2 separate regions of the Homo sapiens genome follow, and region 1 is linked to region 2. The links are chromatin loops, found by intact Hi-C in ENCODE. Cell type or tissue: heart right ventricle. All regions are shown on one strand. Each heading gives the region's core, and the rest is flanking DNA. Links, peaks and the distances in the headings are about the cores only. Region 1 overlaps CECR3 (cat eye syndrome chromosome region, candidate 3). Region 2 overlaps ADA2 (adenosine deaminase 2).

Evidence for each region. Hi-C counts contacts between places; a loop is a spot of excess contacts. Peaks named below come from ENCODE experiments on the same cell type or tissue, not always from the same donor. Only the 100,000 strongest peaks of a DNase experiment are listed, where the experiment ranks them.
Region 1: it touches region 2 in a loop (7-fold over the local background); 14 of 110 quality-filtered maps call a loop at or near these places.

The regions. Positions count from the first base shown.
Region 1 is chr22:17,253,492-17,261,816 of GRCh38, reverse strand. CECR3 (cat eye syndrome chromosome region, candidate 3) reads left to right here. Exons shown (of 3, transcript NR_038398.2): 2 at 772-1,027; 3 at 3,511-4,958. Among named protein-coding and RNA genes, the nearest start is that of CECR3, 9.1 kb to the left of the region's middle. RefSeq lists an enhancer at 427-1,012. In heart right ventricle, for the core only: no CTCF peak of the experiment used is centred there; a DNase peak (open chromatin) is centred at 3,476; H3K4me3 peaks cover 986 bases; H3K27ac peaks cover 1,429 bases.
Region 2 is chr22:17,201,620-17,209,944 of GRCh38, reverse strand. ADA2 (adenosine deaminase 2) reads left to right here. Exons shown (of 10, transcript NM_001282225.2): 2 at 222-589; 3 at 2,655-2,874; 4 at 6,172-6,382. The coding sequence starts at 268. Among named protein-coding and RNA genes, the nearest start is that of ADA2, 14 kb to the left of the region's middle. RefSeq lists an enhancer at 7,266-7,766. In heart right ventricle, for the core only: a CTCF peak has its summit at 4,320 (motif pointing left); no DNase peak of the experiment used is centred there; H3K27me3 peaks cover 469 bases.

The sequences.
Region 1 (8,325 bases), core at 257-8,256, 52 kb before region 2:
TCTTGGCTAGGCTGGTCTCAAACTCCTGACCTCAGGTGATCCACCTGCCTCGGCCTCCCAAAATGCTGGGATTACAGGCATGAGCCACTGTGCCCGGCCAAGAGTTCTTAACAAAGACATGGGGAGAATTCTATCGCCGGCTTGCAGTAAGACTGAAACTTACAAGGCCCTCACCACCACCCAGTTGGCTTCATCACACTGTGGTATTCACAGGCCTTAGAACTTACAGCTGAAAAGGACCTTAGAAATCAGAGACTCCAACCCCCATGTTTCACAGCCCAAGAAACAGTTGCAGAGAGATCAAATGGCTCAACTAAGGTCATACAGCTCATTAGCAACAGCAAGGGTAGGGACAGATCTGACTCCAACTCCCCGGAATTGCTTTCCAATTTGGTCAAAAATTTTACCTGGATTCAGCAAACAAGGTGACAAAAGGCCAGAGCGGGGAAGCCCACCAAGGCAACACCCCTCGGGAGAGTCACTAGTGGGCACTGGCCTTGGCTCTCCAGCCAGCCTGCTCAACCGCAGGCAGACTTCTCCCTTGCCCCTCCCCCAGCCACCATATTTCTTCCAGTAGCCACTCACCACCTCCTGCATGACCAGGTCTTTCTCAGGCATCTCTTGTTTGTGGGAAAGGTATTGGTGAATATCAGTCCTCCAACCGTCAGTGACTCCCTCCTGTGGACGCAGCCTTGGCTCAGACTCCTAAAGGAGGTGGGGCTCTGAGCTCTATAGCGGAGCTCACAGGGTGATTCTGCCCCCCTCCACCAGGACATTCTGATTGTCATAACTGCGGGAGGCAGACAACTTGCTACTTCACCTGGAGAGTAGAGGCTGACGATGCTGCTAAACATCCGACAGTGCACAGGACAGCCTCCAAAACAAAGAAATATCTGGCGCAAATGTCAGCAGTGCTGAGGATGAGAAGCCCTGCTGGACAAATGGGAAGAAGAGCTCTGCCCGCTGATTCCTCCTGGCAGAAAAGTTCCCACTGGGCTCCTCTCTACCCTGCCCAGTGGGTCTGCAGGTACCTCTTCAGAGCCACTGGGTTTTTGGTCTCCTTTTTTCCTACCACTTCCACCAGCCATTTGGTGTTTCCGTTTTGTCTCCAACAAAACACCAAAAAAAGGGCAATGATTTTATTGAGCACCAAATGGGTTCACGGCAGAATGCTTGGTGTTTTTGGTGTTTTATGTATCTTACATTAGCTTTGCCTTGTCACTTAATTCCACCTGAAAAACAAAAGAGTAATTTAACTCTGAGTCAGAGCCAGATATTGTTAACATTTTACCAATGAGAAGACAGGCTCAGGGAGGTCAAGTAATTTGTTCAAGGTCACTCAGCCATTAACTGTTTCAAACCCAGCTGTGAGCTATCCAGGCTACTGTTACTTTCCACACGAAACAGCAGCAGGCTGTGCAGACAGGTATGAGACAGTCAGCAAATTAAAGGTTGTGTTTGTCTTTCTCAGACGCCAAATCCATCCCCTGCCTTGTCCACAAGCAGGAAAGATAGAGTTCTGGGGAAATGTGGTCTGGGCATGGTGGCTCACAACTGTAATCTCAGCACTTTGAGAGGCCAAGTCAGGAGGATCGCTTCAGGCCAGGAGTTTGAGACCAGCTTGGGCAACATAGGGAGACCCTGTCTCTACAAAACACTTAAAAATTAGCTGGGTGTGGTGGTGTGCACCTATAGACTCAGGAGGCTAAAGCGGGAGGATTCCTTGAGCCCAGGAGTTCAATGCTGCAGTGAGGAAAGGTCACCCCACTGCACTCCAGCCTGGGAGACAGAGCGAGACTCTTACTTTTTCTTTCTTTCTTTCTTTTTTTCTTTTTGTTTGTTTGTTTGAAATGGAGTCTCACTCTGTCTGTCGCCCAGGCTGGAGTGCAGTGGTGCGATCTTGGCTCACTGCAGCCTCCGCCTCCTGGGTTCAAGCGATTCTCCTGCCTCAGCCTCCTGAGTAGCTGGGACTACAGGCACACGCCACCATGCCTGGCTAATTTTTTGTATTTTAGTAGAGACAGGGTTTCACTATGTTGGCCAGACTAGTCTTGAACTCCTGACCTCGTGACCCACCCACCTGGGCCTCCCAGAGTGCTGGGATTATAGGTGTGAGCCACTGCGCCCGGCCGACTCTGCTTCTTAAAAAAAAAAAAGAAAAAAGAAAAGGGCCAGCCACGGTGGCTCACGCCTGTAATCCCAACACTTTGAGAGGCCAAGGCAGGTGGATCACTTGAGGTCAGGAGTTCAAGACCAGCCTGGCCAACATGGTGAAACCCCGTCTCTATTAAAAATACAAAAATTAGCTGGGCGTGGTGGTGGGTGTCTGTAATCCCAGCTACTTGGGAGGCTGAGGCAGGGGAATCACTTGAACCCGGGAGGCGGAGGTTGCAGTGGGCTGAGATCGCACCATTGCACTCCAGCCTGGGTGACAGAGCTAGACTCCATCTCAAAAAAAAAAAAGAAAGAAGAAGGAAAGAAGGAAAGGAAGAAAGGAAGGAAGAAGGAAGGAAAGAAAAGGAAGAAAGGAAGAAAGACAGACATAAGCCTGGGGGTGAAGACAGGCTAGTCCCCTGCCCCATCACCTTCCTAATTGCAGTGTCTTCACCTACATGCCTCAGAACTAAGGTGAGCCCTACTAACCCAGAGTTAAACTCTGAACTTCCAAGAAAAGCTCTGGAGGAGCTCCATCACCCAGCTCCTGGCACACACACCCCTCCCTGGGAGAAGGCACTCTGAGGTTCCCCTCCCCAACAGTTTGGGCCTCCATAGTGCCTACCATTGGCGCTGGGGACTTATTAAACAGCCCTGATGCAGGGCTTCCGACACCAAACCCAGAGTCTGTCGTGACAACCTTAACGTTGTTAATAAGAGGATACTATGTGCATGGTAACATGTGTGTATGAGTGTGTACGTGTGTGTGCATGCACACATGTGCATGCTACTGAAAAGGTGGCCTTCATTCAGTGTTTAAACTGGGCCTTGGCCTCCTGGCCTCTTTGAGCTGCTTCCTGCTGACCTCCATCCCGGGGATGAGCATCCCCTGCAGTCGGGAATGGAACTGGGCCCCTCCTGGCCTCCTCTGCTCAGATTAACCCCTTCCTCCCAGTTTGCCTGTGCCTGGCAGTGGGGCTCTGGGCCAAGGGGCCAGACACTCACTGGCTCCAGGGCTGGCGGATGCCATAAACCCGTTTTCCTTGGGGACTCCAGAGCTCCACATCTTACTTTCAGAAAGCACAAGTGTTTTGTTGGAAATGGCCTCAGGAGGAGGGAGAGCCCAGGGCTCTATACACATGTTCCTCATTTGCCATTGGTGGGGCAGGGGCTGCGGCAGGGGACTGTGCTGGGGAGGCAGGCATGGGAGGGGAGAGAGCAGCTGCAGCTGCTGCCGGAAGTTTGGCTTCAGGGAGGAATGGAGGGAGAGAGTGCAAGAAGAAGGGGTGGGACTTGGGGACAGGGGCGGTGTCACGGGGGAGGAGGGTGCAGGTGGTGACTTGTTTATCTGCTCAGCTGTTTTGTTTCCAGGAGCCTGAGAGAGAGACAGAAGCAGCTGGGAGGAGAAAAATCAACGCGGCCAGGGGCCCTACTGGTCCTTCTGCCTTAGCCACAGGTTCTGAAACCAAAGCAAAACCACCAGAGAGTGATTCATGTGGGTATGGCCCTCCCTCCCCCTGCCCAGAAAGGTTTCTCTTGAGCCCATATGCTAGTTTCTGTCATGCAAACGCCCTGGCAATGCCTTCCTTGCCTTGGCGCAATGGCTCTGATTGGGTAGGCATCTCCGGGGGTTAATACTGGCACAAACTCATGTAAATCTTCCTGGGCCTAAGTCTGGTGTACTCTCATATGTGAATTGGCATGGTCCTGGAGGGCTAGTCAGCTAGCTCCTAGCCTCGAGATCGGCCTGGACCAAACCAAAAAAAAAATCATCTCTGGTGAAACAGGATAGCCACCCCACCCCCTGCTCAGCATTCCCCAGTGCCTCCCTTCACAGTGGCCAGTTTGGATTCTTCTCACCAAACGCTCAAGACCTGTACAGGTTACTTATTGGTCCCCTTCATGCCCCAGATGCAAATTTGGCATGTCTCATTTGCATTCTAAAGTGTTTGGAGGCAAGGCTGGGATGAGCTTAATTTGCCCTGATGTCTTTTGACCAGGTTAGTAAACATCCCTCCAGCCCATCTCAGCACTTGAGAATCTGGAAGGCAGCTATGCTTTAATTACAGTGCAATTTCAGGAGTTTGCTTGCTGTTCCCCCTTGGCTCTTTGCCTAGCTTATTATTTTCATCTTGTTGTTTGTTTGTTTAAATGAGAACTTTCGTAGACAATTCCCTCTCCCGCCTCCCCCAGAGGCCAGTCTGTGTTGCTAGAGGACTTTTTCTGCCTCCCTCTTGGTTTACAAAGCCAGGGCATCTCTGTTGACAAAGGGTCTGCGATCTGGCACTGGGCCTGGCAGTTAGGGAGTGTGTAAGAAATGCAGATGCCTTTTGCAGATGCCTGCCCTGCTCCTCCTCTAAGCAGCCAAAACATCCTGCACCACCTCGGGAAGACCCCACATCCCAGCTTGCTGGTCTCTGAGCACTCTGCCCCGCCAACCCTATAGCGCTAGGAAGGCAGGAAGGATGGAAAAGGCTGTGGGGGATTGAGTAAGGGATTTGGGAATGAGGGACAGTGACACTGTAGGTGGGTTGGCTTAGCAGGGGGATTGGGAGTGGCCAGCTGGAGTGGTGGAAAGAACTGGGGACAGGGAGTCAGGAAGCTGAGCTTTTATTCATCCCAGCTTTGCTACTGACAAGTTAGGTGGTCTTGGGGCAGACTGGGCCAAATCTGGGCCTTCCTGTGTAAAACGCATGCTCCCATCTCAAGGTCCTTTTCTACTTTACAGATTCTCTTGCTTTTAGAATGCTAATTTCATTGACTGTGGCCTGTTTCCTTCTCCAGAGACAGGATAACCCAATAAAATCGCCCCTTAGGTGGGGTGTGTTGGCTCACACCTGTAGCCTGTAATCCCAGCACTTTGGAAGGCTGAGGCAGGTGGATCACCTGAGGTCAGCAGTTTGAGACCAGCCTGACCAACAAGTTGAAGCCCCATGTCTACTAAAAATAGAAAAATTAGCAGGGCGTGGTGGTAGGTGCCTGTAGTCCCAGCTACTTGGGAGGCTGAGACAGGAGAATTACTTGAACCTGGGAGGCAGAGGTTGCAATGAGCTGAGATCATGCCACTGCACTCCAGCCTGGACGACAGAGCGAGACTCTGTATAAAACAAAAACAACAACAACGAAAAATTACCCCTTAATGGTGGTTGGTTGGTCAGACAGCCAGCTTGAATTGCTGTCTTTTTCCCAAACCCAGATTCCCTGGCTGAGGCACCAGTTAAAACTTTTATCTTAGGGAAGCTCTGGGAGTTGCCTCTTGCAGGTCAGGGGTTCCAAAGGGCAGAAGCTCCAGCATACCATCTTCTTGAGCATTTCCGGTTCAGATTTCTATGGGATTAATGGCTCCTGCACCTTCTACCTCCCAGGGAGGCTCCCTGAGCTCTGCTTTATATAAGGTAAGTGCTCTTGGGCTTCAGATGGATTCCATTTCATTTATCAAACGTTTCTTTGAGCACTTACTCTGTGACTGACATTGCTGGACCCAAAGGAATACAGAGATAACGGTTGACTTAGTCCTTATCCGAATAGAGTGGACCCACCTATTGGTGAGGCCAAATTTAATGGAACTCTCCGAAAACAATTCTGTCAAGGTTGGGCACGGTGGCTCGTGCCTATAATCCCAGCACTTTGGGAGGCTGAGGCGGATGGATCACGAGGTCAGGAGATTGAGACCATCCTGGCCAATATGATGAAACCCCGTCTCTACTAAAAATACAAAAATTAGCTGGGCGTGGTGGTGCGTGCCTGTAGTCCCAGCTACTTGAGAGGCTGAGGCAGGAGAATCGCTTGAACCTGGGAGGTAGAGGTTGCAGTGAGCTGAGATCGTGCCACTGCACTCCAGCCTGGCTACAGTGCGAGACTCCATCAAAAAAAAAAAAATTCTGTCAAACATCTCCCATTTCTCCCTTCAACCTAAAGAACATGGGAAAATAAACCAAGCGGACTGATAAATGGATTTCAAAGGTGATAGTGGAATTTATTTGTTACATTTAAGAAACTTAGCCTTAAGAAATGTATTCTGGTAGATTGTACTTACAAAGGCTTTATCGACTATAGTTGCAATAATAACAAGAATAATACCAGCTATTCTTTCTTGAGTGCCTGCTATATATGTATCATGCATTGTGGCAGAAGTTTTACATCCTTTATCCTATGGGATTATTTAGTGAGGGAGGCGCTATTAAAATCTCCATTTTTATTATGTTTTAACCTGTTTTTTTTTTTTTTTGAGACAGTCTTACTCTGTTGCCCAGGCTGGAGTGCAGTGGCGTGATGCTCAGCTCACTGCAACCTCCGCCTCCTGAGTTCAAGCGATTCTCCTGCCTCAGCCTCCCAAGTAGCTGGGACTACAGGCGCGCGCCAGCATGCCTGGCTAATTTTTGTATTTTGGGTAGAGACGGGGTTTCACCATGTTGGCCAGGCTGGTCTTGAACTCCTGACCTCAGGCAATCCACCTGCCTTAGCCTCCCAAAGTGCTGGGATTACAGGCGTGAGCCACCCCACTTGGCCCTAACCATTTTTTTTTTTTTAAGACAGGATCTGGCTCTTTTTCCCAGGCTGGAGTGCAATAGCACAATCATAGCTCATTGCAGTCTTAAACCCCTGGGCTTAGGCAAGCCTCCTGGCTGCCTGGGACTACAGATATGCACCACTACACCCAATTAATTTTTTAAATTTTTTCTAGAGACGGGGTCTCCCTATGTTGCCCAGGCTAGGCTTGAACTCCTAGGCTCAAGCCATAACTCCAAGGCTAGGACTGGCATTCTAGTGAAAATTCAAGCAGTCTCCTGGCGGGTGGGTTTTGCCTCAGCATCTGTGATGCAGTCAAATGTCCAAAGGCCTAGATCCCACCCATCTCTACTTCAGCCATTTACACCAGGTTAGATGAGAGAATCAAGAACTGATGAATTTTTAAAGTTTTTTTTTTTGGAGTACCTGTTTTGTGTAAGACCCTGTGATAGAGATGGGGGTTCTGGTGGGGAGATAGCAAGCCAGGCGTGGTTCTCCTCCTAAAGGAGCTTACAATCCTCAAAAAATATTCTTGGCTGGGCACGGTGGCTCATGCCTGTAATTCCAGCACTTTGGGAGGCTGAGGTGGGTGGATCACAAGGTCAGGAGTTCGAGATCAGCCTGGCCAATATGGTGAAACCCTGTCTCTACTAAAAAATACAAAAATTAGCCGGGCATGGTGGCGGCCACCTGTAATCCCAGCTACTCGGGAGGCTGAGGCAGGAGAATGGTGTGAACCCGGGAGGCGGAGGTTGCAGTGAGCCGAGATCACGCCTGAGAGAGACTCCATCTCAAGGAAAAAAAAAATTCTTTAAGTCTATTTTTGCCACTTTTTTTGGTTTTTTTTGGAACAGGGTCTCACTCCGTTACCCATGCTGGAGTGCAATGTCACGATCTTAGCTCACTGCAACCTCCGACTCCCAGGTTCAAGCGATTCTCCTGCCTCAGCCTCCCAAGTAATTGGGATTACAGGCGCCCACCACCATGCCTGGCTAATTTTTGTATTTTTAGTAGAGATGGCGTTTTGCCACGTTGGTCAGGCTGGTCTGGAACTCCAGACCTCAGGTGATCAGCCCGTGTTGGGCTCCCAAAGTGCTGGGATTACAGACGTGAACCACCACACCCGGCTAACCTTTTATTCTTTTTTTTTTTTGAGACGGAGTCTCGCTCTGTTCTCCAGGCTTGAGTGCAGTGACGCGATCTCAGCTCACTGCAAGCTCTGCCTCCCAGGTTCACACCATTCTCCTGCCTCAGCCTCCCAAGTAGCTGGGACTACAGGCGCCCGCCACCACGCCCAGCTAATTTTTTTTATTTTTTATTTTTAGTAAAGATGGGGTTTTACCATGTTAGCCAGGATGGTCTCGATCTCCTGACCTGGTGATCTGCCTGCCTTGGCCTCCCAAAGTGCTAGTATTACAGGCGTGAACCACTGCGCCCGTCCTAAACTTTTATTCTTTTATCTCTCTTTCTCTCTCTCTCTTTTTTTTTTTTTTTTTGAGACAGTCTCACTCTGTCACCCAGGCTGGAGTGCAGTGGCACAATCTCGGCTTATTGCAACCTCTGCCTCCTTTGTTCAAGTGATTTTCCTGCTTCAGCCTCCCTGGTAGCTGGGATTATAGGCGCGTGCCACCACGCCCAGCTAATTTTTGTATTTTTAGTAGA
Region 2 (8,325 bases), core at 18-8,017:
TGCTCCAGCCTGGGCAGCAGAGCGAGACTCCGTCTCAAAAAAAAAAAAAAAAAAATTGGGAAACCCCTACCTGTCTGTACCTGTAGGTCTTTTCTCTGGGGTCTGGAAGAAGAATCCTTCAATATCTTGCCTTCTGGTAATCTGAGAGCAGGGCGAGAAAAGGAAGATCAGAGTTCCACCCTTAAATCTGTAGGTTTTCACTCCCCCACTCTCCTTTGCAGTCCCGTGGAGTCTCCATCTGAGCCCTTTCCTAGTCCAGGCATCCCGATGTTGGTGGATGGCCCATCTGAGCGGCCAGCCCTGTGCTTCTTGCTGTTGGCTGTGGCAATGTCTTTCTTCGGCTCAGCTCTATCCATAGATGAAACACGGGCGCATCTGTTGTTGAAAGAAAAGATGATGCGGCTGGGGGGGCGGCTGGTGCTGAACACCAAGGAGGAGCTGGCCAATGAGAGGCTCATGACGCTCAAAATCGCTGAGATGAAGGAGGCCATGAGGACCCTGATATTCCCACCCAGCATGCACTTTTTCCAGGCCAAGCATCTCATTGAGAGAAGTCAAGTGTTTAATATTCTAAGGATGATGCCAAAAGGTAAGGTTTGGAAAGGGGTGGCTTGGGGTGCTGGGAAGGTAGAGGGACTCATCTTGGGGCTATTACTGTGCTTGTGGCTGTTGCTATTCTAGATGGAGCAGAGAAAGCCTCACTCAGCTGTTCTGCTCCTCTGTCCTTATGGGTAGACTAGGAAAAGGGTGTTGAAAACCAAAACCCCTGCTTCCTGGGGGACTCGCAGACAGTCAGGATTGGAAAAGCATCCAGCCCTGAGACTTTGCTATTCCCTTTTTAGTTTTCCCAGGGGCTAAGCTACCACATAGGATACAATGTGATATAGCATCCTGGAGTAGTATAAACACACCTCCATGAAACATGAAATAATTAGCATCCCGCACATATAAATAGCCAGGGGTGGTGGTGCACCTGTAATCCGAGCTACTCTGGAGGCTGAGTGGAGAGTATCGCTTGAGCCCAGGAGGTGGAGTTTGCAGGGAGCTATGATGGCACCTCTGCACTCCAGCCTGGGCGACAGAGCAAGACCCTGTTCCCCAAAAAATGTTAATTTTTTTTTTTATTAAAAAAAATTTTTTTTGAGACAGAGTCTCACTCTGTTGCCCAGGCTGAAGTGCACTGGTGTGATCTTGGCTCACTGCAACCTCTGCCTCCCAGGTTCAAGTGATTCTCCTGCCTCAGCCTCCTGAGTAGCTGGGATTACATGCATGAACCACCACACCTGGATAATTTTTGTACTTTTAGTAGAGACGGGGTTTCACCATGTTGGCCAGGCTGATCTCGAACACCTGAGCTCAGGCAATCCACACTCCTCGGCCTCCCAAAGTGCTGGGATTACAGGTGTGAGCCACTGCACCTGGCCAAAAATGTTAATTTAAAATGTAAAAATAATAGCAGCTTGCAGTTTACAAAGACTTAACACCTGTTTTTTTTTTTTCTTTTTTTTTCTTTTTTTTTTTGAGACGGAGTCTTGTTCTGTCGCCCAGGCTGGAGTGCGGTGGCGTGATCTCAGCTCACTGCAACATCCTTCTTCCAGGTTCAAGCAATTCTCCTGCCTCAGCCTCCCGAGTAGCTGGGATTACAGGCACATGCCACCATGCCTGGCTAATTTTTGTATTTTTAGTAGAGATGGGGTTTCACCATGTTAGTCAGGCTGGTCTCGAACTCCTGACCTCGTGATCTGCCTGCCTCGGCCTCCCAAAGTGCTGGGGTTACAGGAGTGAGCCACTGTGCCCAGCTGTTTTTTTTTCTTTTAATGTTATAAATAGAGATTTAAAAAATAATAATAATCGTGAGGTCAGTAAAGTAGCATCCCCAGTTGCTGGGAGGCATAAGAGGGTGTCTGGGGGCTCGTGTCAGGGCCAGGGGCTGGATGGGCACAAGAAGCGCAGAGGGACAGCATGCACTGTGCCTAGGGGAGCAAGGGGCACAGCTGGTGTCTGGTGGGGAGGACAAGCATGGGGATTCAACTGGCAAAGCCTGCAGGCCAGAAGCTGTACAGACACAGGCCCAGCGCAGGGGATGAAAAGCCAGTGGGAGAGGAGTTGAGGGGCAGGATGAGAGGATGGAGGACAAGTGTGTGAAAAGGACCGTGGCCCTGGGGCTCATCCCAGTGTATCCCGTCATGCAGTGTTGGGTGGCCTCATTGAAAGGCCTGGGCTCCCATTGGAGAGCTAGAAGCCAATGGAGCCCTGACTTGAACCTCAGTTCTCTGGTTCCAAGCCTGATGCCCTCTCACTCTCCCATGCTGCCCCTCTTGGACAAGATCACCCCTGGCTCCTGATTAGTGAGACATGGAAGCCCCATCCTTAAACTAGAGCCTTAAACAAGTTCCGAGAAACATGTCTGGACAGAAATCCTTCTGCTTGCACGTCTTCTTGTGATCCACACTGTCCCCAAGCCCCGGAGCCCTGGGATGGGACTTCACCCCTTTGTCCCCAAGCCCCGGAGCCCTGGGATGGGACTTCACCCCTTTGTCCCCACAGCCCCAGAGTCCTGGGATGGGACTTCACCCCCTCCTTTGTCCCCAAGCCCTGGAGTCCTGGGATGGGACTTCACCCCTTTGTCTTCACCATTCTTCTTCCCTCTCCAGGGGCTGCCTTGCACCTCCATGACATTGGCATCGTGACTATGGACTGGCTGGTGAGGAATGTCACCTACAGGCCTCACTGCCACATCTGTTTCACCCCAAGGGGGATCATGCAGTTCAGATTTGCTCACCCAACTCCCCGTCCATCAGAAAAATGTTCCAAGTGGATTCTGCTGGAGGATTATCGGAAGCGGGTGCAGAACGTCACTGAGTTTGATGACAGGTGAGTAGTAGTTCAGAAAGCACATGTCCCAGGCCTGTCATGGGGTGGCAGTGGGTAGGTGTCTCCCTTGGTACAAACCTATAGATAAAAATCTGGCTTTAATAAAACATGAGGCAAGGCTGAGTGCGGTGGTTCACGCCTATAATCCCAGCACTTTGGGAGGCCAAGGCGAGCGGATCACTTGAGCCCAGGAGTTGCCAGTCTGGTCAACATGGTGAAAGCCCATCTCTACCAAAAATACAAAAAATTAGCCAGGTGTGGTGCTGCACCTGTAGTCCCAGGTACTTGGGAGGCTGAGGCAGGAGGATCACTTTAACCCAGGAGGATCACTTTAACCCAGGAGGTTGAGGCCACAGTGAACTGAGATGGAGCCACTGTACTCCAGCCTGAGTGACAAAATAAAACCCTATCTCAAAAAAAAAGCATGAGCACCTTTTTCTTTTAACCTTGCAGGATACTTTGCTCCACAAAAGCATTCAACACCTTTTCTATCCATAGTAGTTTTTCTGGTGCATTTAAAATCTACAAAAAGCATTATCAGCAACACTATTTTTGTTTGTTATTATTATTGTTATTTATTATTATTATTATTTGAGACAGGGTCTTGCTCTGTCACCCAGGTTGGAGTGTAGTGGCGTGATCTTGGCTCACAGCAGCCTGATCTTGGCTCACAGCAGCCTCTGCCTCCCGGGTTCAAGTGATTTTCCTGCCTCAGCTTTCTGAGTAGCTGGGATTACAGACATGTGCCACCATGCCTGGCTAATTTTTGTATTTTTAGTAGAGACAGGGTTTCACCATGTTGGCCAGGCTGGTCTTGAACTCCTGACCTCAGGAGATCTGCCCATCTTGGCCTCCCAAAGTGCTGAGATTACAGGCATGAGTGACCATGCCTAGTCAGCAACACTATTGCTGTAGCAAATGAGATTTGTCTGATGCTCAATAAAACCAGAGAGAATAAAAGTTCCTAGCTCTGAAGTGATGACAATCTAGCTGGAAGATAAATCTTCTTGAAAATCTGATGCAGCAACTTCCTAACAGACTTGTATAGTATCATTATTATTATTACTATTTAAGACAGGGTCTCATTCTATCATCTAGGCTGGAGTGCAGTGGCACAATCTCGGCTCACTTCAGACTCAACCTCCCAGGCTGAAGCAATCCTCCTGTGTCAGCCTCCTGTGTCAGCTGAAGCAATCCTCCTGTGTCAGCACACTAGAGGTGTGCACCATCATGCCCAGCTAATTTTTGTATTTTTTGTGAGATGGGGTTTTGCCGTGTTGCCCAGGCTGGTCTTGAACTCTGCGGCTCAAGCCGTCCTCTCACCTTGGCCTCCCAAAGTGCTAGGACTACAGGCATGAGCCGAGCCATTGTGCCTGGCATTGTATAGTAATATTATAAGTGACAATTAATTTGGTCACAGAAATGTCTACAGAGTGCCCCCCTGAGGTTACTTCCCTTTATGAAATGAGAAACGTGAAGCTGAGCAAGGTTAATTAGCTTATGCAAGGACACACAGCTGGTAAATGGCCAGTTGGGGATACAAACCTGGGTGCTGATTCGAGTTATTTCCATTCCACTCCCTTCATTAACCTGCTCGAGCTGCCATAACAGAATACCACAGGCTGGGGAGCTTAAACAATAGGAACTGATTTTCTCAAGCCGGGCACACTGGGTCATGCCTGTAATCCTAGCACTTCGGGAGGCTGAGGTGGGAGGATCACTTGCACCCAGGAGTTCAAGACCAGCCTGGTGGCCGGGTGTGGTGGCTCATGCTTGTAATCCTAACACTTTGGGAGACCGAGGTGGGCGGATCACTTGAGGTCAGGAGTTCAAAACCAGCCAGGCCAACATGGTGAAACCCTGTCTCTACTAAAAATACAAAAAAATTAGCCGTGCATGCTGGCAGCCACCTGTAATCCCAGCTACTCGGGAGGCCAAGGCAGGAGAATCACTTGAACCTGGGAGGCGGAGGTTGCAGAGAGCTGAGATCATGCTACTGCACTCCAGCCTGGGCGACAGAGCAAGATTCTGTTTAAAAAAAAAAAGAAAGAAAGAAAGACCAGTCTGGGCAACATAGTGAGATCCCCATCTCAACAAAAAATAAAAAATTAACCAGATGTGGTGGTGTACACCTATAGTCTCAGCTACCCCAGGGGGCTGACATAAGAGGATTGCTTGAGCCTGGGAGATTGAGGCTGCAGCGAGCTGTGATTGTGACACTGCACTCCAGCCTGGGCAACAGAGTGAGACCCTGTTTCAAAAAAAAAAAAAAAAAAGAAGGAATTGATTTTCTCATGGTTCTGGAGGCTGGAAGTCTAAGATCAAGGTGCCAGGGCAGGGGTGGTTCCTCCTGAGACCTCTGTCCTTGGCGTGCAGAAGGCGCCTCTGGCTGTGTACTCACATGGCCTTTCCTCTGTATGTGCACTCCTGCGGTCTCTTCTTCTTCTTCTTTTTTTTTTTTTGAGATGAGTCTTGCTGTGTCGCCCAGGCTGGAGTACAGTGGTGCGATCTCAGCTCACTACAACCTCCACTTCCAGGGTTCAAACAATTCTCTTGCCTCCCTAGTAACTGGGATTACAGGGACAAACCACCACGCCTGGCTGATTTTTGTATTTTAGTAGAGATGGGGTTTCACTATGTTGGCCAGGCTGATCTCGAACTCCTGACCTCAAATGATCCACCCATCTTGGCCTCCCAAAGTGTTGGGATTACAGGCGTGAGCCACCACGCCTGGCCTCCTCTTCTTACAAGGACACCCATCTTATTAGGGTAGAGCCCCATCCTTACAACCTCATTTAGTCTTAATCATCTCTTTAAAATTCCCTTCTCCAAATGAGGGCTAGGGCTTCAATATTTGAATTTGGGGGTTTGGGGACACAAGTTAGTCCATAACATTCCCCAAAAAGAGCTTGGTCTAGTTTCCTGTCAGTGGGTATAGGAAGAAAAAAAGAGAGAGAGAGAGAGCTTTTTGGTCTAGAAAGTACAGTGGGGTCAGACTGGCCAAGCATACAGAGGGAGGACAGGAGCCAGGAGAGACTGACTGGTGAGCTCTCATCTTAAGCAGTCTCCTGCGTTTGGGGTTTGGGTTTAAGCAGGCAGTGGGCTGCCTGGCCACAGGACCCATGCTTATATCGTGAGCGTGGGAATGCTCCCCTTTGCCCCTTCCTTATCTCCACTCTAGGGTGAATCCTGTGAGCTGCTAGCTGGGATATGCAAGGTGGGTAGCAGTCCTATGGGCGCCCGGGGGCAGTGTCCTGGATCATGCCTCTGCCACTCCCCACTTCGTGTCTTGGACAGCTTGCTGAGGAATTTCACTCTGGTGACCCAGCACCCGGAGGTGATTTACACAAACCAAAATGTTGTCTGGTCGAAATTTGAAACCATCTTCTTCACCATCTCTGGTCTCATCCATTACGCACCAGTGTTCAGAGACTATGTCTTCCGGAGCATGCAGGAGTTCTACGAGGACAACGTGCTCTACATGGAGATCAGAGCCAGGCTGCTGCCGGTGAGCCCAGCTCTCCTCTCTGTTCCTCCCACCTCCTTTGCTCTGGCCTGACTCAGATCTTAGCTGGTAGAAGACTGAATGCTCATGAATTGACCACTCAGGTCTCTGGTGCAAGGGATCATGTGCCTTTCCAGGGGCCAACATGAGCAAGGAAACCTGAAATGGACTGGGCAGCCTCCAGCAAAACTGGGAACACATTCCGTGCTGCCCTTTGCCCCCCTGTTTCTCATGGTTCCCCGTTCTCCCCTCTGCCATGATACTCAGGGCCTCGTGACATAAGCTGAGAAGGAGAATTGGGATAGAGCCATCTTAGGGGCCAAAACAAGGGGTTTGAAAAATAAAAGGAGCCACATGGCAGGGTGAGGGCAAGAGACATGCAGATGCATAATCGTCCATGGGATTTGGAAATTACAAGGTCACCTTTGAGCAGTTTCAGTAACATGCTGAGAAGAGAAACCCCATTTCTGGGAGTAGAAAAATGAAATAGACGGCCGGGCATGGTGGCTCACACCTGTAATCCCAGCACTTTGGGAGGCCGAGGCAGGCAGATCACAAGGTCAAGAGTTTGAGACCAGCCTGGCCAATATGGTGAAACACTGTCTCTACTAAAAATACAAAAAATTAGCCGGGCATGAGCCTGTAGTCCCAGCTACTCGGGAGGCTGAGGCAGGAGAACACTTGAACCTGGGAAGCAGAGATTGCACTGAGCCAAGATCGCACCACTGCACTCCAGCCTGGGTGACAGAGTTAGATGTTGTCTCAAAAAACACACACACACAAAAAAAAAAAGAAAGAAAGGAAAAGAGAAAGAAAAATGAAATACAGGTGATGAATTGGAGCCAGGTTTGGCTGATTAAAGGCTCTGAGTGTGATTTGAGAAAAAGAACATCGAGATAGCTGGAGGGAACCACAGGGGCCACAGGTTTCTTTTTAGGATGGAGAGACTTGTTTTGCACACAGAAGGAAGAAGTGTGGAGAGGTTAAAAAGAGAGGGGAGGCCAGGTGCATTGGCTCATGCCTATAATCCCAGCACTTTGGGAGGCTAAGGCTGGTGGATCACTTGAGGCCAGGAGTTTGAAACCAGCCTGGTCAACATGGCGAAATTCCATCTCTACTAAAAATACAAAAATTAGCTGTTGGCCGGGCGAGGTGGCTCATGCCTGTAATCTCAGCACTCGGGAGGCTGAGGCAGGCGGATCACGAGGTCGAGATCGAGACCATCCTGGCCAACATGGTGAAACCCTGTCTCTACTAAAAATACAAAAATTAGCTGGGCGCGATGGCGCATGCCTGTACTTCTAGCTACTTGGGAGGCTGAGGCAGGAGAATTGCTTGAACCTGGGAGGTGGAGGTTGCAGTGAGCAGAGATTGTGTCATTGCACTCTAGCCTGAGTGACAGAGTGAGACTGTCTCAAAAAAAAAAAAAATTAGCTGGCATGGTGGTGCGCACCTGTAATCAGCTACTCGGGAGGCTGAGGCGGGAGAATCACTTGAACCCAGGGGGAGGAGCTTGCAGTGAGCAGAGATACCGCCATTGCTCTTCAGCCTGGATGACAGAGCGAGACTCCGTCTCAAAAAAAAAAAAAAAAAAAAAAGAAAAAAGAAAAAAAAATTTGATTTTAAGGAAGGAAGTTTGGAGAGAGTGAAATGGAAAGGAGTAGAAAGAGTCCAAAAGAAGGGAGCATCATCAAAAAAATCTGATTTTTGGGTCTTGCATTTTGGCCAGAAGCAAAGGATAACTGAGGTTAGGTACTCTGAGATGGACTGACACCAGGCTCCGTGTTGGTAGGGGAGGGATCTTTCGAGGAGAGCAGCCCTAGGTGCTCAAATACTGCTAGAGTTTTATTTCAGTGAGTTTATTGGAGAGAACTTTCCTGAGGATGTTTTTGTTGGGCTGAGGGAGATGGGGTATTGTGGGAGTGGGCAGGATCCTTGGGTGTTTT